5 separate regions of the Homo sapiens genome follow, and all the other regions are linked to region 4. The links are chromatin loops, found by intact Hi-C in ENCODE. Cell type or tissue: dorsolateral prefrontal cortex. All regions are shown on one strand.

The links. Peaks named below come from ENCODE experiments on the same cell type or tissue, not always from the same donor. Only the 100,000 strongest peaks of a DNase experiment are listed, where the experiment ranks them.
Region 1: a loop joins it to region 4, with 8 times the contacts of the local background. A loop is called at or near these places in 89 of 110 quality-filtered maps.
Region 2: it touches region 4 in a loop (10-fold over the local background); 9 of 110 quality-filtered maps call a loop at or near these places.
Region 3: a loop joins it to region 4, with 4 times the contacts of the local background. A loop is called at or near these places in 70 of 110 quality-filtered maps.
Region 5: it touches region 4 in a loop (2.6-fold over the local background); 6 of 110 quality-filtered maps call a loop at or near these places.

What each region holds. Positions count from the first base shown.
Region 1 is chr15:77,116,276-77,121,275 of GRCh38, forward strand. All of the region lies in intron 9 of PEAK1 (pseudopodium enriched atypical kinase 1), which reads right to left. Among named protein-coding and RNA genes, the nearest start is that of TSPAN3, 48 kb to the left of the region's middle. In dorsolateral prefrontal cortex, CTCF peaks have their summits at 2,694 (motif pointing right) and 2,895; a DNase peak (open chromatin) is centred at 2,726.
Region 2 is chr15:76,938,433-76,943,432 of GRCh38, forward strand. All of the region lies in intron 3 of RCN2 (reticulocalbin 2), which reads left to right. Among named protein-coding and RNA genes, the nearest start is that of RCN2, 9.2 kb to the left of the region's middle. In dorsolateral prefrontal cortex, CTCF peaks have their summits at 3,019 (motif pointing right) and 3,221; no DNase peak of the experiment used is centred here; H3K4me3 peaks cover 885 bases; H3K27ac peaks cover 3,440 bases.
Region 3 is chr15:77,021,523-77,026,522 of GRCh38, forward strand. It overlaps PSTPIP1 (proline-serine-threonine phosphatase interacting protein 1), which reads left to right. Exons shown (of 15, transcript NM_003978.5): 4 at 3,762-3,796; 5 at 3,976-4,082. Among named protein-coding and RNA genes, the nearest start is that of PSTPIP1, 29 kb to the left of the region's middle. RefSeq lists an enhancer at 595-644. In dorsolateral prefrontal cortex, CTCF peaks have their summits at 2,942 (motif pointing right) and 3,141; a DNase peak (open chromatin) is centred at 2,919.
Region 4 is chr15:77,540,735-77,545,734 of GRCh38, forward strand. No RefSeq gene overlaps it. Among named protein-coding and RNA genes, the nearest start is that of LINGO1, 90 kb to the right of the region's middle. RefSeq lists an enhancer at 769-1,448 and a silencer at 2,952-3,166. In dorsolateral prefrontal cortex, CTCF peaks have their summits at 2,806 (motif pointing left) and 3,050 (motif pointing right); DNase peaks (open chromatin) are centred at 877, 1,227 and 2,727; H3K4me3 peaks cover 1,564 bases; H3K27ac peaks cover 3,155 bases.
Region 5 is chr15:77,819,744-77,824,743 of GRCh38, forward strand. It overlaps a transcript of LINGO1 not described here. Among named protein-coding and RNA genes, the nearest start is that of LINGO1-AS2, 160 kb to the left of the region's middle. In dorsolateral prefrontal cortex, CTCF peaks have their summits at 661, 1,901 (motif pointing left) and 2,100; DNase peaks (open chromatin) are centred at 490, 687 and 1,928; H3K4me3 peaks cover 1,707 bases; H3K27ac peaks cover 2,361 bases; H3K27me3 peaks cover 691 bases.

The sequences.
Region 1 (5,000 bases), 420 kb before region 4:
TGGTCTGGAGTCTGCTCCACAGCCCTGTTAACTGAGGGTCATTCTCTGCTCTCCCTCCTCAGCAGAGGCACACTGCCACATTACAAATATCAAAGGCTCCCAGGAACATGCACTCTCTGTAGTGTTTACACTGCATGTTTATTACAATAATACAGAAAAGCAAAACTTAAAAAAGCAATTTCTAGTCATTTTTATTTAAAAAGAAAAATGTACACATTCTTAGGAAGATTCAGATAGGACCCAGTTCTGAGAAGCAGCACATTCTGATTTCCATTCAAATAGATTAAAAAAAAAAAAAGATCAAAGACAAGGGAGTCTCAGCGGAGAAAAGCATCTCTCTCTCTCTTTCTCTTATTCTCTAGTTTATCATATTTACTACAGTTAAAGAAGCCTGATATCAGTGATCAGTGCCATGGAAATCAATCAATCTATCTATCTATCTATCTATCTATCTATCTATCTATCTATCTATCTATCTATACCTCAGCACAAGTTCCTTCAAGTCTTCTACTACCTATCTAATTCAGTTTGAGGATATACTAAGTATTTCTTTTTTAAGCAAACTTCTGGTCTTGAACAGACATCCCCAGCCTGAGTTCAAGTTCAAACATATATCTTTCAGAAAATATTATCTCTGGAAAGCTCTCGAAGTCTTAGTATATGCAGTATAATATATAATCCTATATGCTCATCAATCATAACATTTGTTATTTTTGTAACTGCACTGTTGGCAATATTTCACATTTAAGTGTTACCAGGTATTTAAAAATTCTATACTAGTCATTGTTTAGTTGTATAGGAGTTGGATCCAGCACATGGCACCATTATCCCCATTGCCAGTTAAATTTGCTCAATATTATATTGTCTTCTGGAATGAAAGCTCAAGGGTCTCAACTCTTCATACCACTAAATTTGGCTGAATCAGATTGGATGGTTAAACTCTAGCTGTTACATTATAAAAAATGACACTCTCCAAGGGCTTGGGAGGCCTGGGATTTAGCTTTGCTACTAGCTGTATAACCTTGAGCATTTCACTAATTTCTCTGGGTCTCAGTCTCCCTATTAAAGGAGACAATATGAAGAACACTGAAATCTACTTCACAGGGCAGTTGTGAGGATTAATTGGGATCAAGTATATAGCGTACATCTGTAAACTACAAAGTTGTACAAATGCAACACTGATAATGACTAAAGCAGTTAACAACTTGCAAATGTCAAACTAATGCAATCTTAGAGAATCCTAATTTTTTGAAACAATGAGCAAAACAGAAAAATAGATCTTTATTTTGAGTCCCGACAGCCACCTGCCACAGCAGTGAGGCTCTCTGATCACAAATTTGATAGAGGACAGACAAAAAGAAACTGCTAACATTCAATACCTCCAAGCCAGGGTCAGCCCTGACAAACAAGTTAACACCAGCAGTATGTTAGAATCCAAGACAGGGCAACCTAAAGCTATGAGAGAGAATTGTTTGGCCAAGTCTAGTTTTTAACTATGTCAAGTCAGGCTGAAAAAAAAAACTGTGACCTTGTAGTTTAATATTAGAAGCAGAGAAGGTATTCTAATTGTGACTCGTATTTTAATTGTGATATTCTAATTATATCTAGACATTCACACAGACACACACATTTTTATAAGGTCCTCCAGAGCTTTGTGAGTAGACAAGAATGTGGATACTACAATAAGAATTTATGTTTAGCTTCACAGATCTACTTGAGATAAAGGATCAAAGTGATTTACGAAGAAGAAATGATAAATTGTTTCACGATTTTGGATGCTCTAAAGGAAAATGGTCTCCCTAGATAGATAACCTGAGTGGGCAGCACTTCCTTATCTCTTCATTTTATAATACATAGACAGGTTGAAGAATAATGAGTCACTCTAGCTTTAAGAGCAAAGGCAAAAGGGAGAAGACTAGAGTGTAAAAGAGGAGGGAAAAAGAGTGATTTTACTTGGTTCATAACCCTGAAAACAGTTACAACCCAAACACAGACCAATGGAGATTTCCATAATAGGATTTTGCTTGATGGGTATCTCATAAATCTTTATTATGGAGCCTGCAATGATGTTAATTTAGGTAGGAGTATTATATTATTCTAGGTACCACATTGTAGCCATTTTTCAAATATTAATAACTCCTTTAGTTAAAAAAAAAACCTCAAAATGACCTGACTTCAGATAACAAATTTCTAGTTCAAAAGTTATTTCAGAAAACAAACCAATTTTTCAGAACAAATGGATAGGGTTCTTCCTGTCAAATTTTTTCCTTCTGCCCTTACCCAGTATTTTCTCTACCAGGGATTAAAGTAACTTCTTCTTGGCTCTCATTATCTTTCTTGAAAAGAATTCACATTCCTTCTTTATAAAGAGTAGCTGGCATCTCAAGAGTAGCAGGAGGAATCTCAAGAAAGATTCTACTTGTTCATGCCAGCTACTCTTTAATCTATAAATGATTACTTCAGGACTCCTCCTAGGACCCCCAAAATTTAAAAATAGGAATAAAAATAAACTAGAACTGGAATGGTCCTACATCTTCATTAAACATTCCCTTTTCTAATAGGGGAAAAATCACCTCATATTTGCCTTGGCTATGTTTGGGAAAATCTACTTAAAATGCTGTGAATTTGGCAGATTCTGTGCTGTCTATATTTTCTGAAAGGCAAGAAAAAATGCTATGAGAGCCTGAGCCACAGTGACACTAGAGGGAGCTGCAATATCAATATCCAGGAGTCATTTACTTATAAACTGTGCAGCAGGAGAACAAAACCAGGCTGCTGAAGGTTGAATCTTCTTGTAAAATACACCATAGGGCCTCTTTCTGGATAAGCTTTTGCTTCTATGATGCTGGCAATACCAAATGCATGCCAAGGGAACTCCTCGTGTGAAGAGCACAGACAGGAAGAGAAGCCCATCCTGGGCACAGTGACCCTCGCCCACTTGCCAGCTCACAGGAAATGCCCGCTTGAGCTATTCTCCAAAGGAGTCAGAGGAACATCAAAAGGGACAGCCAGTCAGCTGGTATATACATATGCACCAACATGAATAACCTACAGTTGCAAAAACAGAGGCTTGAAGGGAAACTGGCTGCTTGTCTGGGTTAATAAAGATCAGTGAGGACAGAGAAGGGAAAAATATTAATTCATTATCAATTGATCATTCAAACAAGTATCTCATGGCTCCTGAGCACTTCCCATCTGTAAGACACAGCATCCTGAAGCATTCTGACCAGATTCCTAAATACAGAGGGTGGGGACCCTTTAACCACTGATAAATCATCTGTTGGAAAACTGGGGGAGAGGGGAAACAACATATTGTCTTCCAGAATCATAGCCAAATTACCCTCTCCTGAGACCTTCTCAGACTCGGGTCAAAGAACCCAACATTTACAATCTTAGCAGGGAAACAGAGCTTGAAAATGATTCATCATGCACAACCTGAAAAGTTTAATTCCAAACATACATTTCAGTTCAGGGGCTCATTTTCCATGTTGCTCATGACAACTGCCCTGCATACCTTTAAGGCAAATTTGTCATTAAAAAGCATTTATGTTTGTAATAACTTCAACCTAGAGAGCTAACTTCTAAAAAGTAGACCATCAGGGGCTTTGACTGTAAAGTCCCATTAAAAATAGCTGGGGAGAAGATAGTGCTGTCTAACACTACTGAACCTTTCAGAATGATCACAAAGCCTGGGACCTGTGAGAGGACATACCTCTTGATGCTCTCTCAACAACAGATACTCTGTTTAAGGCAACTAAGTCAGAGGGATAGGGGGAAAGGTGGACCTGTGCAAAACTGGATGATATGACTATGGAATTAATCTGTCGTTGAATGGCATGGTGTTACTCATTCTTCTTCATTGACCCTTTTTCCCAAAGGTTCCGTGAAGTGCTGGTGTTTGGAGTGCCTGCTCTCCATCCTAGTTTTTCATTGACAAACTCTCTTCCGCAAGCTTGCTCATAGCTTCAACCATGTCATATACACTACTGACTTCCGTGTCTACATTTGTAACGCACCCTTGTCTTTGGGCTTTAGGCTCATCTATACAATGACCTACTTGATTTCTTCCCATATATGTCCTAACCCATAGATTACTTAAACTCAACATAACCAAACCTGAACTCTCCGTCCCACCAAACTCACTGCTTTCCCAGTACTCCCTCTCTTGATGAATGGCTTTGTTACCTGGATGAGAAACCAAATTCACTTTGGATTTCTCCTGCATCTTCACTCCCTATGGCTAATTAATTATCAACTCTCATTGACTTTTCTTCTAAATAACTTTCAAATTATCCTCTTTTCTCCATCTCTATTGCTACCTTCATCACTTGCCTGGACAACCACAAAAGCTTTCCAACTGGTCTGCCTGCCTCTAATGTGATCCCCTCGAATACATCTTCCACATGGCTACAGAGCCATTAAAAAACAACAGCTGGTATTTCCTCCTTATTTAAATTTCCTAGCGGCTCCGCTTTATCCTCATAGGAGAAAGTCCTGGCCTTGCCTCCCTTTCCAGTCCTACTTCCCACCTGTGTTCCATTTGCTCTTACTATATTGAGCTATCTGCAGCCGGCCACCCACTCTACCCTCCAGGTGTTCTCTCAGTTTGGGGCTCCTTGTCACCCCTCATCTGCCTGAGGGATTCCTACTTCTTTTAAAGCCCTTCTCAGGCATTACTTTATCAGAGAGAGGAAGTGCTAAATACCCTAAACCCCCTTTCTGTGTTACTTCTATATCTTGTACATATCTCTATTATTGCAGTTATCACATTTTTTATCTTTAAAAAATTTTTGTTTTTTATAATTTTTTTCAATTTTATTTTAGATTCAGGGGGTACATGTGCAGGTTTGCTACCTGGGTATATCTCATGATGCTGAGGTTTGAGGTACAACTGATCCCATCACCCAGGTACTGAACACAGTACCCAACAGTTTTGCAACCCTTGTCCCCTTTCCTCCCTCCTCTGACATTTTTTTGTCTATCTTACAAGCAGATACTTG
Region 2 (5,000 bases), 600 kb before region 4:
TGGAACCAATTTCTCACAAATATGGAGGGAGGAGTGCATAACAAATTTACTATTGTAACCATTTTAAAGTGTACCATTCAGTAGTGTTAAGTACATTCACAGTGTTGTGCAGCTAATCCCCAGAACTCTTTTCATCTTGGAAAGCTGAAACTCTGTACCTGTTAAACAACACCCCATTCCCTCCTTGGTAAATGCTTTCTAAGTGTGCTATTTATTTAGAATCATATTGGCCGCTTGAACTCTGTAAGCCACCACTAACTCTAAGTTGGTTAATTCTCTGCTAATAACTACAGCATCAATGTGGAGGTTTGGGGCTCCATCCTCAGAGCCAGTCTGCTTAGCTTCACATTTAGCTCCAGCACTTCACGGTTGTGTAACTTTGGGCAAGTTATTAAACTTTCATGTGCCTCAGTTTCCTCATCTCCAAAAATGAGGATAATAATTCCCATTCAGGCCAGGTGTGGTGGCTCACACCTGTAATCTCAGCACTTTGGGAAGCCAAGGTGGGAGAATCACTTGAGCCCAGAGTTCGAGAACAACTGGGCAATGTGGCAAGACCCCGTCCCTATGGATACATTTTCCTCTTAAAAATTAAATCCTAACTAATCTAAAGCTGTCTAGTTAACAAATGCCCAAACAAAATTTAAAAATTAGATGGGCATGATGGTCCGTCCTGTGATCCCAGCTATTTGGGAGGCTGAGGCAGGAAGATTGCTCGAGCCCAGGCAGTCAAGGCTGCGGTGAGCCATATTTATGCCACTACACTGCAGCCTGGGCAACAGAGAGACCTCATTTCTAAAAATAAATAAATAAATAAATAAATAAATAAATAAATAAATAAATAAAAATTTCCTCTTTAGGATTATAATAGTGTGGATAAATATTAATAAATGGTAGCAGTTGGAGGGGCAAGCAGTTCTGTTTTGATTTAAAAGAATATTGAAGAAAGCATTTACAGTTCACATAAATTTATATTTAATCAACTTTTTAAAACTTTATGCATTTGTTAACTATCAGCTTTAGATTAGTTAGGATTTTATTTTTTAAGGGGAAAATGTATCTTTTGTTTTCTTTTTATTTGGGTCTTCATTCTACAGTGGACTAAAGTGAGTAAAAATCAGTCTTTTTACTGCTTGTAAATACTAAAGGAAAAACAAGTAGTGATAATGAGATTTGGGATCATCTGTCTATTAAGTATCCCCATTTACTATAGGAATTAACTTATCTTAAACCAATGTAACTTATCTAAAACCAAAGCATGGTGTGGTGTGGTTTCCCTTCCTAGGAACAACAGAGAAGTTAAATACAGTATTTTAAAATCTTGCTGGAATTAGATTCTAATTATGTTTTCTATTTTTATTTTTTGTTACTCAAAAGACTTAATTACTATCCCATTAAAAAATAAGAAGTGCATGTTCCTGTATTCTTAGAAGGGGGTGATGTAATAGATGGTGCTGAGAAGAAAATCTTCACTTTGAAGAGATACATGACTCATAAATTGTTTATGAACAGTTCTTTTAAAAGGTGTCTGGTTCTAATTCTGTGTTCTCCACCAGCTACTTAGAATGTGTTGATTATAACACTCTGCTTTTAAAGGATGAATTAGATGAATCTTAACAGCCTAAAGGAATAGATTGATCCCGAAAATGAACACTTCAATGGGAGTCCTTTTGGTTATTTTTTTTTTTGACAGCCTAGGAATATGTCTCTATCTTCATGAAGTTCTAATCATATGTTTTTAGAATTTGCTATAAGTAACTTCCTGTGTGTATGTGTAGTCCCAGCTGCTCAGGAGGCTGAAGTAGGAGGATTGCTTGAGCCCAGGAATTTGAGGCCAGTCTGGACAACATAGTGAAACCTTGTCCCTTTAAAAAAAAAAAATAACGTCCTAAAAATTGATGTGGAGTGTAAAGATGAACCCAGAAACCATATGCATTATTTTTCTAAATAAAAAATAACGGATGAGGAATGAATCAATCTCAAAGTTATAGACTAAACACTATACCATAAATAAAATAATCATAAAAAGTAATTGGATATGTGAATAAAATAAAGTTTTCTATAAGAAAGTCTGTTATAACTGACGAAAGTCAGCTTAATATCTGAACTTCACCTTTTTTTTTTTTTTTTTTTTGAGAGGGAGTGTCGCTCTGTCACCCAGGCTGGAGTGCAGTGGTGCAATCTCGGCTCACTGCAGTCTTAGCCTCCCAGATTCAAGCAATTCTCCTGCCTCAGCCTCCTGAGTAGCTGGGACTATAGGCACGTGCCACCATACCTGGCTGATTTTTGTTTTTGTTTTTGTTTTTTTTAGTAGAGACTGAGTTTCACCACGTTGGTCAGGCTGGTCTCAAACTCCTGACCTCAAGTGATCCACCTGCCTTGGCCTCCCAAAGTGCTGAGATTACATGCGTGAACCACCATGCCCAGTCTGAATTTTATCTTATATTTAATAAGTTTTCATATAGGGAATAAAGATAACCCTTTCAGGCTGTGAAATGCCTGAAGAAGCATTTCTTTATAATATAAAGAACAGTTATGGTCAACACAGGATAATTAAAGTTTGGGGATCTATCTGGCAAAAGTTCAAGTGTTCTTTGTTTTTGTTTTTGTTTTTGTTTTGAGACGGAGTCTTGCTCTGTCACCCACGCTGGAGTGCAGTGGGGCAATCTTGGCTCACTGCAACCTCTTCCTCCCAGGTTCAAGCAATCGTCCTGCCTCAGCCTCCCAAGTAGCTGGGACTACAGGCGTGTGCCACTATGCCCAGCTAATTTTTTAGTAGAGATGGGGTTTCACCATGTTGGCCAGGCTGGTCACGAACTCCTGACCTCAGGTGATCTGCCCACCTCGGCCTCCCAAAGTGCTGGGATTACAGGCGTGACTGCTGAATGTGCATGTATAAGCAGTATTTATTTATGTAAGATATAACCTTGCATGTGGCTAATCAGAATTTTTAATGCCTAGTCATTTGTTCTAGTATCACACATTATATATTTCCTCATGTAGAATCATTAGTCTACCAAAAGATGGCAGTTTTGTTCCTCACAAGTTTCTGTTGTAATCTAAAAATAAATGATTATGGTAGCTTTTTTATTACTGTACCTAACACTTTTTACCCTCTACTAGAATACAAAGTTTTTATATACAAGAAAAAAAAAGAGTGTTGAAGTTTTATGAAACTGACCATCTTTTTTGTTATTTTTTTAGGAATTTGCCATTTGTAAAAAACAGTCTTTCTGTTTTTGGCTTCTTCGATTTAATGTGAGCTATTCTTATTTTGTGTTCTTCAAATGGCCGTGAAATGTGAACCAGAAAAAGCTACCCCCTTCACTTTTTTTTTTTTTAAAGAAATCTCAGCTTGTTGAAAGAGATCCTTTCTTTCCATAGGCAAATTTGGCCAAATTTAGCTCTTCTCCTGAAACATGGACCTTTTTGCTCCAAAGTGAAGGGTTCTTTCATAAGGAAATCAAAGCACTTGGTATTTTGAATAATGGTTTATTCAAAAAGAACTTGATTGACTCAGCAAAGTACCTCAAATTCTTGTTTGTCTGCTTTTACCATGTTAAACCTGAACATAAAATGCAAATTATTTGGTCTAGTTATTTAAAATTTTGAAACATTAAGTTAAAAGCTATTTGGAAACAAGTTATTATTTTTTCTTTTCTGTCATGATTGGGTGAATATAACTGGCTTGTAGAGTCTGATGTTAATAAAACAAATTCTTTGGGGAAAGAGGTGAGCCTCTCCGCTGTAAATCAGTAATTGTAAAAGAACTAGTGTTTAGGTAAATGACTGCTACCTGACCTCTATTATTCTAGAAGACTGAAGAGGGTATTTTTATTCAGTAGTGAAACACTTAAAAGCTTCTAAAATATTTGAAATTGTGCTTTAAAAAAATGCACAGTTTAATACATATCAGTTTATAGGAAGGAAAGCTATTCCCAGAAATTCTCAAAACAGAAATTATGCAGGATTAGCAGTATAGCATTATTGGCTCCCAAGGCTCTTGGTTACAGAATTACCATTGAAAATTTTATCAAAAGCAGCCTTGTCCCTGATAGCTGCCGAATCATTTTTAAAAAGGGGGGTGGATGGGAAGATGGGAGAGAAAGTAGAAAAGGATATGTGTTTATTAAACCTTAACATGGGATCCATTTAAACTTTTGATGTTATTTATATCTGAATATACAGAATTAACACTATAAAGAGCCTGCTAAGACTAGACTTCCAGGCTGAGCACGGTGACTCATGCCTGTAGTCCCAGCATTTTGGGAGGCTGAGGCAGGTGGATAGCCTGAGCTCAGGAGTTTGAGACCAGCCTGGGCAACATAGTGAAACCCCATCTCTATCAAAAATACAAAAAATTAGCTGGGTGTGGTGGCACATGCCTGTGGTCCCCACTACTTGGGAGGCTGGGGTGGGAGGATCACTTGAACCTGGGCGGTGGAGGTTTCAGTAAGCCGAGATTGCACCACTGTACTCCAACCTGGATGACGGAGTGAGACCTCATCTCCCCACCCCCCAAAAAAGAAAAGATTTCCAAATATTAGGTACATATACTAATATTATGAGATTCTCAACATAAGAAGACTGTTTTTCTGAAACAATAATGTATTTTTGAAAAGTCACTTAGAGGACCAGAAACATTTTTTAAAAGCCCTACCAAGATTTAATACATGGTATAAAGTTATTGATTTTTGGGCATTCAAAAAAGTATTGAGATTAATTATTAAAGTAGACAGTATAGTACTGTAGAAAGAATAGGGAGGATCCAAGTTCAGTAGTTTTGTTTGTTTTTTGAGTCAGGGTCTTGCTATGGTGTGAAGGCTGGCCTTGAACTTCTGGGCTCATGCAGTCTTCCCAAGTTGCTGGAACTACAGGCGTGCGCCACTATGCCATGCTCAGTATTTTTTAGCTGTATTTCTGACTTTTATCAAATCATTCAATCTGCTTTTCTATCAATAATAGTATATAACACTAAATACTTAAGGTTTATTAATGGT
Region 3 (5,000 bases), 520 kb before region 4:
ATAAAAATTAGTTGGGCATGGTGACGCGAGCCTGCAGTCCCAGCTACTCAGGAGGCTGAAGCAGGAGAATCACTTGAACCTGGGAGACGGAGGTTGCAGTGAGCCCAGATTGCACCACTGCACTCCAGCCTGGGCTGCAGAGCGAGACTCCATCTTAAAAAAAAAGATAGTGTTAGTATTTGCAGGGGGCTTACCAACATTGCTGACATCACATGTCCAGCCCTGCAGAGACTTTGCCTGACTCTCCTTTCCAGCCTCTGGGCCTTTGCTCCTGCTGTTGCCCTGTTGCTCCCCTGCCCAGTCCCACCCATCCCTCAAGGCCTGCCTGAAATGTCACCTCCCTCAGAAAGCTGTCACCTCCACTCCCCTATTGCTCATCCTGCGTCAGGTAAGGTGCTGGGGGTGCTGCATGCCCCCAGAAGCTGCACAGGGCAGGGGTTTGGGAAACAAAGGAAAACCAAGGCAAGGCCAGCTTCCTGTAGCCCCTCTGTGGTTACCAGTGGGCAGGTACAGCCCCCAAGGGGTGCAAGTTTGAATCCTCACGTCCCTGCCTCACCCCCAGTTGTCACAAACCAAAAATGCTGTGGTTTTCCTGTCAGAGAGATTTTTAAAATTTTTTTCATGGTCTCTCTTCCTCTGAACTCAGAGAGAATGACGACATTGCTGAGGATATTGGCGGGAGAGAGCCAGGCCCTGTTCCTGTCAGATGTCCCCTGACGCTGGCTCATCGTGGGCACAGCCTCAGCACAGGGAGCCGAGAGGGCTACTCCTGTCAGCTGGTGGGCAGGCAGCAGGGACACAGTGGGGTCAGAGCAGGAAACACACTGGAAATCTGGACTGTATTTGAGCACAGAATTTCAGACTGAGCTTCCTGAGAGCCGAGTCAAAAAGGGCAATGGGATGAGTTACACATGAAGGCACTGGTGACAGATGGCAGTAGGCAGAGGCCTGTGCAGGACCCTGTCTTCAACATGCGATGGAGACACAGTAGAGGTGCTCAGGGAGATCTTGACAGTTTCCCTGCACAGACGGTGGGAGGAAGCAGGAATTTCATGGGGCAGAGAATGACTTTATGTGGCCCCCAGATCCTCCCCAAGATCAGAGCTCAAGGCTGTTCACTTTGGGGGTTCTGGGGCAAAGCTGGGCTCCTCCTCTCATCCACAGAGCTGAGGCTGCCTCCTTGAAATTTCATCTGGGGCCAAGAAAGGGAGGAGTGTTCTGGGCCTTGTTGTGTGAGCTGAACTAGGGTGGCCTGATGGTTCCAGCAACGGGGACAGGGGACCTGGGGCAGGAAGGCCTGCAGCCCAGGGGACAGGAAGAGGGGCCTGGAGGGGCCAAAGCCTGCCTGCCCAGGTACCCCAGACAGAGGTAGCACCAGTATCTATGCAGTACCCAAGGCCTAGCCAGGTCATGGGGACAAATGGGAGTTCAAGGTGAGCACAGACCATCACTGTCAAGACTGTCCCAGGGGTGGGACAGAGGCTGAATGTCCACCTGGCAGTGCTGTACGTTCAGGCAGGCTCCCAGCTTTCAGGTGGGGGCTGGGAAAAGGGCCAGCAGCTCCCAGAACCTGCGATTCCTTACAGCACCCCTCAGCCTGAGACCATGAACCGGGGTGGCCCACAGGTGGGTTTGGGGTTGAGAAAATTTAGATTATGAGCCTGGGGACAATGAGGAGGAGAGCCAGGCATTGCCCCTGTCCTCAAGGGCTCATGGTTCAGCTGCGTGACAGACATCCGCTGGGCCAGCCCAAAGTGACATCAGTGCTCAGAAAGGACAAAAGAGGATGCCAGGCAAAGATGCAGCAATGGAGATGGGCACGTGCAAAGGCCCTGAGGCAAGATGGAGCCTGGCACCTGGAAGCAACGGGCGGAGGGGCAGAGAGCAGGGCTGACAGGTGGGAGGTGGAGGTGGTGCGGCAGGGGCTGCAGCGGTGGTGGCAGCTAGCGTAGGACAGTCACGAGATTTAGGAGATAAAATAGAAGGTGGCGGCAAGGAAGGGAGAGGACAGAGCCTGGTGTGACTCCTGGGTTTCTGGTGTGTATAGCTGGTGGACAGTGGTGTCTTTGCCAAGAGGGGAGCCCTGGAAGAGGAGAGGTTTGCAGGGCAGGTGCTGAGTCCGGTTTTGGACACGCTGAATTTGAGGTATCTGTCAGATATGAGACCCAAAAGGTGAGGGCGGGGAAGTGGATGTGCAGGCCCTGAGCTCTGGGAGGGGTCTGGGTATGCTGTGGTCATGAAGGAGGCGGGGCTGGAGGGTGGTGTGCGTAAGGGCTGGGTTGGGGGTGCGGGGACCACGCTGTGCCTGGAGGCCTCTAACTGAATGAGTGGGACTGAGCTGAGGGGTGAACTGACAGGAAGCAGAGGGATTGGAGGTGCCACTGCTGGTGAGGAGTCAGAGAAGAGTCCTGAGCCCCACAAGGGAAGGTGGGGTCACCACACAGCCACCCCTCTCCTTCTTCCTCTCCCTGGTTCCGCCTCTTACCGCAGGGTGGCCACGGGCGCAGCTCCTTCACTCCTCTGACCCTTGGCTTCTCATCTGTGAAATGGGATAATAAAGGCACCTGTGCTGGCAGAGTTGTGAGCAGTTCTGACGTCTGGATGGGCATCAGCAGCGCTTGGGGCCGGGCCCCACCCCGAAGCCTCAGCCTCAGGAGGTCGGGGAGGAGCCTGAGAATCTGTATTTCTAACAGGCTCCGCGGATGCTGATGCCGCTGGTCTGTGGACCTCACTTTGGGATCCACGAGTTTAGGGCGAGGGGCCTGGCCCCCACCGATCTCCCCCAGGCCTGGATCCCCAGGCTCCTGCCAGGCTACTGCTCCTCCTTGGCCTCTGCTTCCCCAGGTGTCTACTGAGAGGAGAAGCCCCCTGAGAAGCCTGCCTGGTGCGCTGCCCCCTCCACCCAGGGCTGTCCGGTGGGCGTCATGAGGCCATATGGCCGCCAGGGGGCAGCCGAGCTGCTCCACAGAGAGGCTGCAGGGAGAGCCAGATAAAATACTGGATGCCCAGGTGAACGTGAATTTCAGATAAACAACAAATACTTTAAAAATAAAAGTCCGTTTTAAATACTACAAGGGGCATACTATACTCAAAAAGTGCTCGTTCATCTGAGATTCACATTGCACTGGGTGTCCTGTTTTTATGTGTTCATTCTGGCAGCCCCCGCCCATCATTCCCTGCCTCCTATGCGCAGTGCTGGGCCCTTCCCTCCCTCCCTCCCTCCCTCCCTCCCTGGCAGACAGTGCCCACCTCTCAACTCCTGCGCCCTGCCCTGCTAGCCTCTCCCACGGCCATCCAACCTCCTCCAAACATCCCCCGGGCCACCTGCTGAGAGCCCATCTGAACACTGTCCCCTCCCCTGTAGCCTCACCCTGGGGCCATTTGGTACCTGCCGAGGAGAGAGGGCTGTGAATGTGGGAGAGGAGTTCAGGGGAGGGAGGGAGGGTCCTGAAGACAATCCCCTCTTCTCTAAGAATGCAGCTAGGAGCACAGATGGTGGGGGCCTTCGGTACCTCCTCCTTCTGCCACATTGCAGAGGGTTGATTGCTTTAATTTGCAGAGAGCTTTGTCTTCCAGAAATCAGTCTGGGGCCCCAGTGGATGGTCACCATCTGGCTAAAGGGTCCCTTGGTTCTAGAGTGACCCAGGGTCTTCCCACCAAAATAAAAGTCCTCCCCACTGCCCACCCCGCCGGGAGGCAGCCTGGACTGTAGGTTCCCGCTGTGCTCTCCTCCTCCTGACCTGGACCCATCTGTTTTGCAGCTCCCTGAGGGCCTCCTTTGACTCCTTGAAGCAGCGTAAGTCCCCTACCCTGGGGCAATGGGATCTTTTGGGACTGCGAGGCTGGTGGAGGGTTTGGGGGGACAGAAGATGAGGTGTTGGGGCTGGGGCTGGGCTGGCCCACACGGGTGAGTTGTGGGTGGCTGAGGCCCATCAGATCTGACACTGGGGACCAGTATCCATGCTCTGCCCCCAGAAATGGAGAATGTGGGCAGCTCACACATCCAGCTGGCCCTGACCCTGCGTGAGGAGCTGCGGAGTCTCGAGGAGTTTCGTGAGAGGCAGAAGGAGCAGAGGAAGAAGGTGAGGCAGGTGCAGGGGGCGGGGGAGCTGCTCCCCCATTGCCAGCCTCTCAGTTGCTGTGGGGGTAGGGGGCTGACCTTCCTGGTAGAGCCAGTGGAGGGCGGCAGGGGTGGTGGTGGGACAGCACTCCAGGCTTTGGGGCTTGAGGGTGATCTGAAGTGGGTAGGGAGGGCAGAGGCCTGGCCGCTGGCACTAAGGCCAACTCTTAGTCCCAGAGCCCCATGGAAGGTCCTTCCTGTCGAGCTGCCTCACGCCTAGGAGGATCCTACTACAGCAGACTCTAGAGGGTCTGTGGCAACTTGGCAGTGTCCAGAGGAGGCAGTCTGAGTTGTGGGGGTCACTGGAAACTGGTCTTGAGTCCAAGGATCAGGGCTGATTGTCCTGGAAAAAGGCAGACTTGCAGCCAGTCACCCCACAGGACTGCCCAAGGCTGAGGGGTCAGACACAGACTGGGGTGGGAGAGTTGTATGGCATTGCTTAGCATCCAAAGGTACTTCTCACCCATATGTAGGGCATGGCTGTCCCGAGACAGAGTGACTGCATGGAAGTGAAGTCCCCATCATGGGAGGTGTGTAAGCAGAGGCTGGCAGATGCTTGTCAGGGAGGCTGCAGGGCTGAAGTTGGATATAGGTTCCCTGGAGGGCAGGCAGGACGCAGACTGGCCTGGAGGCTGGGCTTGGGCCTGTGAGGATGGGGGCTGAGCCTCTCAGGGCCTTAGTGATGAGGGTGGTGCCCTGCACAGGGTGGCAGGGCAGCACACAGATCCGCTTCTTGCCTGGGGAGGAAGGATCGTTGTGAAGTGGCCAAAGAATTGAAAATGAAAAGTCACAACTGAGCCTTGAAGGGGAAGAAGCTGTACCTGAGGCTGGGGCCAGGCTAGGCCTGGGTGTCCTGGCCATACCACTTCCCATCTCTGTG
Region 4 (5,000 bases):
AACAGAAGAAAATGGTCAGTGTTTTGTGCCACTATATTTTGGGGTGGTTTCTTGCACAACAATGGTAGTTGCAGGCAGAAAGGGAACTGGCTAGGCTGTGGCTGTGTGGCAGGGACAGGGAGCTAACTGGCTGGTGGGATGGAGCCTCAATTGCTCGGGCAAGGGGTGAGTTTTACCCCTGTTGTCAGGTTAGGGGCAGAGGAGGTTGAGGAGGTTGAATGGAGGTTGATGCTAGGAAACCAGGGAGGGGTTGCGGGGACATTTGGGGAGGAGGCTTGAAAATGACACCTAGTTCTGGCCTGGGGGTTACTCCAAGGGCAACATCAGGGAGGTCCTGGTGGGAGCAACAAGAGGTGGGGAGGGCTTTGGAGTCTTACAGGGTATGCTTAGTTCCCAGCACTTTCAATACCCAGCTCTCTCTGAGCCTTGGTTTGCTGGCCTGGAAAAGAGGGGTACAAATCCCCCGCTAAATGCAAGGTGAATGTGACTTCCTTTGATCACGTTTTTCTCCTTTATTTCTTATTGTCTTAACAAGCGCCCCCGCCCCCGACATTGCACGTAGACAACTGCTGATAAACGTGTCCAAGAGCAAGGTTTTTTTGCGCCATTTTATAGACACAGAAAATGAAGCTGAGAGGGGCTGGGGAGTGCCCACGGCCTTAGAGGACTCCAGCCTTCAGTGTGCACTTTTCCTGTTCCTCCCCTGGACTGAGGCAGCAGGAGGGGAGGGCAGGCCAGTGCCCCAGCAGGCCCGGGTGTGGCCCCCAGCGCTGGCTGGATTAAGCATTCCTCCCCAGCCCTGCCCCGGTCCCAGCCTCACAACTGCTTTCGCTCTGGAGTCCTAGACAAATTGTAGCCTGGAGAGCGGCTGTGGGGAGCTTACAAATGTGGCTGGCCCAGCCCTCCCCGCCTTCCTCCCACTCCACATGTCTGCCTCTGAGCCCTGGGGTCAGAATAGCCACTAAGGAGCTCTCACCAGGGCTCCACACACACTTGGGACTCCTGGGGTTCTTGCCAAATGGGTACCCCCGCCCCCAAGCCCTAGGAGCCTTGGATCTGCTGCCTGGACCCCAGCTCCCCTCCTCCTGCCGCCCTCCTCAGCATCTGGTTCCTCCTCAGAATGCAATGCTGTTGCCCCTGGCAACCGAGCTCCAGGCCAGATCCTGGTCCTCCTTCCTCCTCCTTCCCTTCTTTTTCTCCTCCTTCTTCTGCTTCCATATTCCCATCCTTCCTGCCCTCCCCCAGTCTGCCGAGACAGTGCCTGGGGCTGGAAGACTCCCCCCAAATCCGATGCCAGCTAGGCCAGCCAGCCAAGTCCCCTGGCCTTTCTGGTTGCTCGTTGGCTGATGATGACAGTCAGTACTCCCTGCCTGCCCATGGGACTGACTACTGCAGTCTTGGGCACCCCAGCGATGTCCCAGAAGACTCTGAGGCAGGGCTCTCAGGGTACCCCAGGCAAAGAGCCAGGGACTGTAGAGAGACAAGAGACAGCAGCTGAAGAAAATTTCTCCCCATTAGAGCTGTTTGAGGTGGTGAGCTCCCCAAAGCCAAAGGCATGCAAGGAGAGGCCTTTCCAGTGATGATGGTGCTGGCACTGGCATGGCACAGGGCAGTGAGGGGCTGTCTTGGAAGGAAGGTCGATGTGGGCTCGGCCTATGTCTATCCTGGCTGTCTCCTTTTCCCCAACCCCTGAATTCCCAGAACCTTTAGGAACACTTGCTCCCCAACCCCTGCCCTCCCAAGGACTCGTCATTTTTCATCTGGGCTCTAGAGAGGAGGACAGCACTAAGAGGTGGTCCCGGGTCCAGCGACATCAAGCACCATAGGGCAGGTCCAACGCCCAGCACAGCTGTTTAGAGTGGACAGAAACGGGCTCAGCAGGGCAGGCCACATGAACCCTAGCCGCCCTCACGCATCCCTTCCAGAGCCTCCGCTCACACTCCTGGATCCCCCTCCATATCCTAGGCTCCTGTCACCTTCCTGCTCTCCTGCAGGGCCTGTGGGCCAGCCATGCCCAATTCACGACTCATTCAACCGACTCCCACTCCTTCGTGCCCTGCACCAGTTCCTCCCTGTCAGGAATACACTTCTCCACCTTTCATTCTGAGTCAGCTCAGAGGCCCCCTCCTTCAGGAGGCTTCCCTGGACTGCCTGGGCTGTGCCCACTGCCCCGCGGGGCTCCCCACCCCGGGCTTGCCTCCTAGAGCTCTCTCACCCACGGCCTGGTCACCATCTGCACACGGTTTTCCCGAGTGCATCATAAGGACCTTGAGGCAGTGACTCTGTGCCCCACATTTGCTAACAAATACTAATGAGAACATCAGCACAGCCCTGCCTCTCTCTGGGCCTCAGTTTCCCCCATCTGAGGCCCCATGTCTGGGCCTTGGCTTCCCCCAGGATCCCCTTTTGGCTGAGAAGGGTGGCCACGCCCGGGCTGTCAGAACAAGACAGAGGCCAGTCCGGGCAGCTCTGCCCTCCTCATCTCCGGGGGCGTCCCCTCCAGGTTTCAGGAATGAGCCTCAGGAACTGGGGTGTGGGGGCCCGGACGGGGAGGTCCTGGCACTCCCCGAAGCTTTGGTTCTCGTCTGCCAAATGAGGACACTTATCGGGGCTACCCACCCCTCCGGCTGCCGTGAGGCCTTGGAGATGGCAGCCAGACCGGACTTTCCCATCGGATCCGCCAGAACCCAGGCTTCCCAAGGCAGCAGCTCCCGCGCAGCCGCCGCCCGCTTCTGGCAAGCCCAGCCCACGGGCTCAGGGGTCCCTGGGGCTCTGCTGCCCTCCAGTGGCCGGAGGCCCCTGGGCACTTAGAACCCGTGAGCTCCGGATTAATTCCATGGGCTTCCGTCTCCACCTAGGACGGACAGAAATGGTAGCAGGGACTTGTTGAGGTCACTCAGCAAGCCAGGCGCGGTACATGGACCAGGACCTGGGGCTCCAGGGCCCCAGCACTTCCATGCCCAGGGAGGGCTTGTCCTCTCGCAGGAGACCAGCCAGGAGAGGGAGCTGTTCCCCACCTGCCCACGTGTCTCACCTGGGACACCCTCTGTGCTGTAGCCCTTCCCTGCTGGCCACTCTCAATGCTGGCCTAGACTGCCCCCCGCCCGGAGAAGTGTTTCTAGTGCCTGCCCAGGGGTCATCCCCAATACGTGGGCCAATGTTGGGGGCTTGGAGGGGTGGCTTAACCCCTTTCCTCCTTGATTAATCAAATACTTAAAATAATGGCTGAGGTCATGATTGATGGACAGAGCATAGCTAATTACCCTGGAGATTAAAACGACTGTTTCTGTTTAAAAAGGCTGCAAATGAGTTAATTATTTCCTTTGCTCACCTCTCTAACCTCGTTACACTTCTAAATGAATAGCAATATTGATCTTGGAACTGATTTTGGTGTTACACCGCCCGAGCGGGTTTAATTAGGGTTTGAAAATGCTGCAGTGCCTCCTCCTTCTGACCGAGGAAATTAGACTTGGGTTTTACTTACATTTCACAGCCGTGTCCTCCACACAGATAGAAGGGCTGGAACATGGCGCAGTGGTGCCTGTCATCCCCTGCCCTGCCCTGCCCTGGCTCCCAGCTCCACTCCCATCCAGAGCAGCACAGACTGACCCTTGCTTCTCACCTCTCAGGAAGACGTGGCAGGAAGGCCAGTGGGGTCAGCTTGTTTAGCCTTGTCTGGTCACAGATTGGGCTCGGAGGCTCGGATATGATAGGACAGAGCCTAGCATCACTTGACGAGGTGGGGGCAGGCCTAGGACCTGAACTATCACAGACTCCCAACTCTGGACCTTGACGGCTCCCTGACTGAGTTAATATTTCCTCTCTGTCCCTCCTCACTTCTCCAGATGCCTACGGAGCCTCCTGGTGCTCTACCCCACCTCCAGCTCCCTCCTGCCTCTCCTCTCCTTCTTAGAGCTCCATGAAGAAAGGCCCCAGCTCGATGAAGGTGGGGAATGAGAGGGGGAGCAGGGCCCAGGATACCAGCACCCCTGCCCTGGATCTGCAGCTGACATCTAGGTGACCATGCCCTGTATCTGGGCCTCCCTACTCTGAATCTGACAGTCTGTCTATATCACTCCCTCCCACCTCCCCCAGCCAGAATTTTCAAGAGCAAGTAGCATCTCTGGGAGCCAGAGCCAGAAGGGTAGGGTAGTGAGAGTGAGCAGGACAGGCTTGGGCCAAGGATATAGGACTGAGTGGGTCTGCTCCTTCTTATTCCAAATAAAACCTTCCCTTGACCCTGGCTCTCCTCTGCCATGGCCAGATCTGTCCCAGTCTCACTTCTTTTTTTAATTTTTCCAGAGACAGAGTCTCCCTCTGTTACCCAGGCTGGAGTACGGTGACAGGATCACAGCTCACTGCAGCCTTGAACTGCTGGGCTTAAGTGATCCTCCCACCTCAGCCTCCCCAGTAGCTAGGACCACAGATGTGCACCACCATGCCCGGTTATTTTTTAAAAATTTTTGGAGAGATGGGGTCTTGCTGTGTTGCCCAGGCTGATCACAAACTCCTGGCCTCAGGTGATCTTCCTTCCCACCTTGGCCCCAGTCCCAATTACTGAGAGTTGTGTACATTCACTGCCCCCGTCTCTGACTTCCTCCCCACGCCTCTGCCCTCTGTTTTTTATGTCTCCCAGATAAAACGATTCTTACTGAGGTCACCAGCAACCTCTAAGTTGCTGAACAAAGTGAGCGCTCTGTTCAGGGGGTCTGGGCATGGATCTACCTGACAGCTTCTCTCCTTCCTGCAGTGGCACTGGCTCCTGGGTTTCCTCCTCCCTGCTCCCTCTTGGGACTGGGTGCTCCCCTCCCATCCCTGAAGAATCTCAGGGTTTGGCTTAAGCCCTCTTCTCTTTCTTCTCACTTGACGCGCCCTCCCCTGGTGAGCCCACCTCTCTCGTGGTTGGAAAGTGATCTATCCCAAATTACTATCTTAGCTCAGCCCTCTCCCTTGAGTGCATGTAGGTCCAGCCAGGGAGTGACATGGTTAGACTTACACTT
Region 5 (5,000 bases), 280 kb after region 4:
CCCGCGGGCGGCCCGGCTCCCGCACCCTGCCTGGCCGGGCCGCGGCCGCGCTCCCAGCCCGAACCTGGGCCCAGGTGCCGACTCGGGCTTCTCGCACTCCCGCGGGAAGCGCCGGCCCCCTCCGCGGCGCCGCCGCCCTTCTCCCCCCCTTCCAGTCCGGCCTCTCCGGCGCCTCCCTGCCTTGTCCCACCTGCCCAGCCCGGTCCTCGTTCTCCCCGCTGCTCTCCGTCTGTCTCGCCGCCGCCCTCTCCCGCGCCCCTTCCTCCCCACCGCCCTGCGCTGCCTCTCACATTCTCCGCATTACAGCGGGTGCCGCCCGCCGCTCGCGGGGCCCAGGGTTCGAGCGCGCAGTGGGCGGCGAGGGGACCCGCCACGCCCGGCCCCGCCGCCCCCTCCGCTCTCCGCGGCTCCGCGGCTGCTAGCTCCGGCCTGGCGCTAGGGTGGCGACGTCCCGCGCTAGCCTCGGCTGCCGCTGACAGCTCTCATCTCGCCCGGGCTTAAAGGGATAGCGCACCCGGCTCGACCGGCCCCACCCGGGGGCCCCGGGGAAGGGACCTCGCTGCGCGGGAACAGTCCGGGGCGGTGGCACAGCCGGGGCCGTGCGGGCGACGCCCTCTCCGCCGCCGTGGAGCCCGGCCCTCGGGGCTGGAGGTGAGTCAAGGAGAAGGACGGTCAGACCACGCCATCCAGGGGGCGCTCAGCGGCCAAGCCTCTGGGCCGACAATGGGTGTGCGGCGGTGTAGGCTGAGCGCCCTGGACTGCGTGGCGGGGGATGGGGGTCAGTGAAGCTGCCGTCTGAGTCTGAACTCCAGGTGAAGACACCTGTCATGCTGGGAGGACAGGGCTCACGGGCTGGCGTCCCGCTCCTGCTGTGTGACCTTGGGCAAATGCCGACCCCTCTCTGCACCTCAGTTTACCCCCTTTGGGAAGGGCATGGCTTCCATCATTTCTGAGCCCATGCCCAGCTCTGATATGGTGTTAGGTCCCCATAGAAGGGGGAGTCCCAAGGTAGTCCCTCAGCCCCCAGAGTCCCACCTCCTTGCCTGTGAGAGCTGAGGCCACCGCTGAGACTGCAATCCTTGCCACCCCGGACACTCACCAGGACTGGTCTGCCTCCTCCTTCCAACTGCCTCATCAGGGAAACCAGGGAACGAGGTAAAGTTGAGTCAGTACAGGGACCTACCGTTTGCAGAGCTCCCTCACATCCAAGATCTCCCTGGACCCTCATGACACCCCTGGGAAGTAAAGTGCACCCCTACGCTCCCGGTCAGCCTGATCCTGGACAAGTCTAGCACGTGAGCATTTCGTCTTCAGGGCCCCCTCCCCACCCTTACTCCCACCCAGGCTGTCCCTTGCTCTCCAGAGGGATGCATTTTGCCCATTGTTCAGGAAGTTTCTGTCATATGCCCCATCCTGTGCTAGGTCCTGGAGACACAGATGATTTAGACACATTCCTACCTTCAGAAAATAAGAATAAGGGAGGTATGATAGAGCTGTGGTGGGTGGAGGAGGTCCTGGAGGAGGTGACATTGAAGCCAGATAGTGAAGGATGAGTAAGAATTGGCCAGGCAGAAAGGAACACGAAGGGTATCCCATGCCAAAAGAAGAGCATGTGCAAAGACCTGGAAGTGGGAAATGGAGTGATGGGTGTTTTGGAGGGAAGAGAAGCTATAAATCCTTGATTTGAGGAGTTTCGACTTTGTTCTGGGGCAGCAGCAGAGCTGCCACTTGGCAAATCTAGGCAGCAGCCCCCACCCCCACCTTTCAGCCGTCACAGAGGTATGGCTAAGGGCTTCCCAAACCCAGCAGCTTTTGCCAGAGGCCACCCCCTCTTCTGTTTCTCCCCTCTAAGCCCAGACCCACTTCTGCACCCATATCTACAGCCAGACGCAGCACAGCCTCCCCCTGCTGTCCGGAGCTGGAAGTAGGAGAAGCCCAGGCTGCGCTGTGGCTGTGATGTGAGTCCAGGAAGGGCCAGGCTCCTGTACCCACCCATCATGAAGGTGCCCTGTGAAGACCCTAGACTTTGGTATCAGGCAGATCCAGTATCAGTTCCAGCCTCAGTGTCCTCCTTGGTACAATGGGAATAAAAATACATTGCCAGTAACATGACTGGCAAAGAATCCACGAGGGACGATGCTCAGGAATGGCTCAGCACACAGCGGGCATGCGGCAAATGGCCTTTTCTTCCCCGTGTCCGAGCTTGGCTTTGTGGCCCATCCCAAAGTCCCTGTTGTCTCCCCTCTCCCTCTTTCCCTGACCATTTTCCTTCTACCTCCCTACCAGACTTCCTGGGGGTCTCAAGGGAGATGAGCTCATGGCTGTTGCCTGCTCTGGCTCAGCACGCCTCCTGAGGAGTCTTCCCAGGGCTTCCAGGTGAGCCCTAGGGAAGCCACACAGAGACAAACAGCCTTTCCCCAGAGTCTCTGACATCCTTGCAGAGCAGCAATTTCAGCCTGCATCCCCATCCATTTCCCACCATCCAGTTCTCCCGCTTACTTCTGCTGTCTTGGAAGCCACACAGCCTTTGTGTCCGTGCTTGGGAATTTATGCCCAGCTATGCGGTGCAAACTCAAATAGGTGGCACACTTTCTCTGAGCCTTAACTCCCTCCCTAAGTATGGGAGCAAGCTGATATGCACCACAGGGATGACGAACCTGAGTCTATGTCATTTATTTTCCCCAGCAAGTCCAAGCCTAGGCCCTCTATCCAGGAGTTCTGCACAAAGGCAGTCATGTGCAGAGGCCTCTCTGGGGTCCCCTTGTGTCCTGCCCTTGTGCTGGTGGCCAGAGGCTGTTGCCACGTCTTCCTTCCAGCAGGCTTTACAGAGAGGCATGGCATGAATAATGACCAGGCCCACTCTACGGCCAGAGCAGTAGTAGCTGGGGGCCTGGGGCAGGGACCAGGAACAAGACCAGTTGGACAGCTAGCTCCAGGAGGTAGCTCCTCTACCAGGGGCTGGTGGCTGGCTGCTTTCCACCACAGAGGCTGGGTCAGTGCCCCAATAAATGCCTGCCCAGGGCCGCTCTGCTGTTTCCAGCCATCTTCATGGGCCAGTCATGGAGAACTTTGGCAGTGTTCCAGATCTAATCATCACACCAGGTCCAGCCGAGAGACTGAGAGTGGCCCACATGGAATTCGAGGAGGCAGTGGGCATTTCCCACCCACTTCCTCTGAAACCCCTGGTTTCCTAAGCCAGGCTGAAAAGCAGGTCACCAAGTGTTCAGAGAAATGCCCCACCCAGCTGGGCTGTCTCCTTGCTATCTCTAAACACATCCAATCTCCCCACCTCCACGTCTTTCCCCACCTGTCCCCATCACTTTTGGTTTCCACACGTCTCAAGTCCTTCCATCCCTAAGCAGCTGGCGTCAACCACCCCCTCCCCACCCCGATCTCCCTCTTTACTCTTGGCAGAGTGTGGCCAGGAGATTTTCATTCATTGGCTCACCCTCACACTAATCTTGGTGTTATCATTCCCATTTCAGAGAAGAAAAAAGCAAGGCTCAGGGAGAAGTTCCAGGATTTGAACTGAGAGCCAACATTCTTTATTCTTTCCATGAATATGCATTGTGGGCCTACTTCATGCCACACATTGCGCCAGGCATGGGGAATACGTGGTGGAGACCTCAGAGTCCAGATGAGACAGGGAGAAACCAAACCACCATGCAAACAAATGTAAAATGACAACTGGGACAAATGCTGTGACAAGGTCTGTGGGGACCTGGTCTAGTCTGGACTAGGGAGTCAGGAGAGGCTTCTTGCAGGATGTGACATTCAACGTAGCACCAGAAGGTGGAGTAGACAATGACCCAGAGAAGTGGGGACTCCAGAGAGAGGGAACAACGCTTTCAAAGTCCCCATGGTGAGAGGAAAGAGAAAAAGGCCATGTGGCCAGAGCATGAGGAGAGAGGATTAGAGATGGGGGTGCAGGTGGCATGGGTCAGGACAATAGGTTCTAGTGGGACCAGCAAGGAGTTGGGGTTTTAGCCTAGAGGCTCTGGGCTGGCCCTGGAGGTTCAAAGCAGAGGACAGTGCTGCCACTGTTCCTCCAACTGTCACCTCCCAGCCCACCACTCTGCACCCAGGGACCACTTCCACCCTCTTCTCTGATGCCCAGGCCCTGGCACAAGGTGAGACATCCTGGGGAGTCAGACTGGGCAGCTGAGTGGGCGGCCTCGTGAGGGAGCAGGAGGCCTTGGCCCCGCCTCTTGTCAGATGCTAGCTGGATGCCTCCAGGCAGCACTTGCCCCTCTGTGTCCCCCAGAACTATGAAGAATGGACTGATTGTCTTCTGCCGTCTCTGGTTGATCCTGTAACAAGGGAATGGAGAAGATACAGCATGACTCCAACCAGGCCAGATTCCAGGGCCTTGGCCCTGCAGTGAGCAGAGGGGCTGCCTGAGGCCTGCTGCTGGCCTATGCCTTCCCATCCCTCCTCCACCCTTGAGCCTGCCTCACCTGGCTCTTCCCAAGGAGTGCACTCCAGGAAGCTTTCTTCCTCTCTCCACCCCAGACCTCACCTGCACCCTCACCCATGTCTCCACTATCAGCCTGGCAACTGCATCAGATGACTGGGAGTCCCTGTTGGCCTGTCAGTGCTCAGCTGGACTGTTGAGCCTCTGGTTTTCCAGCTGTAGAAGGGTGTCATTCTGTACTCTTCCTGTCTCCCTGGACAGGAGAGGACGGTGTAAACTGGAATTCTTGTCATAACCATCAGCTACTCTGCCAGAGTGCTCCTTGCTGTCAAGCATCCTCCTGAGACCCTGAAGTCAGCACCACCGTGGGCCACAGACATACCAGCTGACCCCATAAAACCTTCCCTGGAAAGTTGTAGCCAGCTGCATCCCCCGAGTAGGACTGTGTCGCCGTCGTGGGCACCAGTGAGCAGAGACAAGATTATAGTGCCCATTAACAGCTGGAAAACTGAGGCTCCAGACAGAAGGGGCTGGCCCAGGCCACCACAGCAAGCCCTCCTACCTCACCCCATCCTAGACTGCCTGG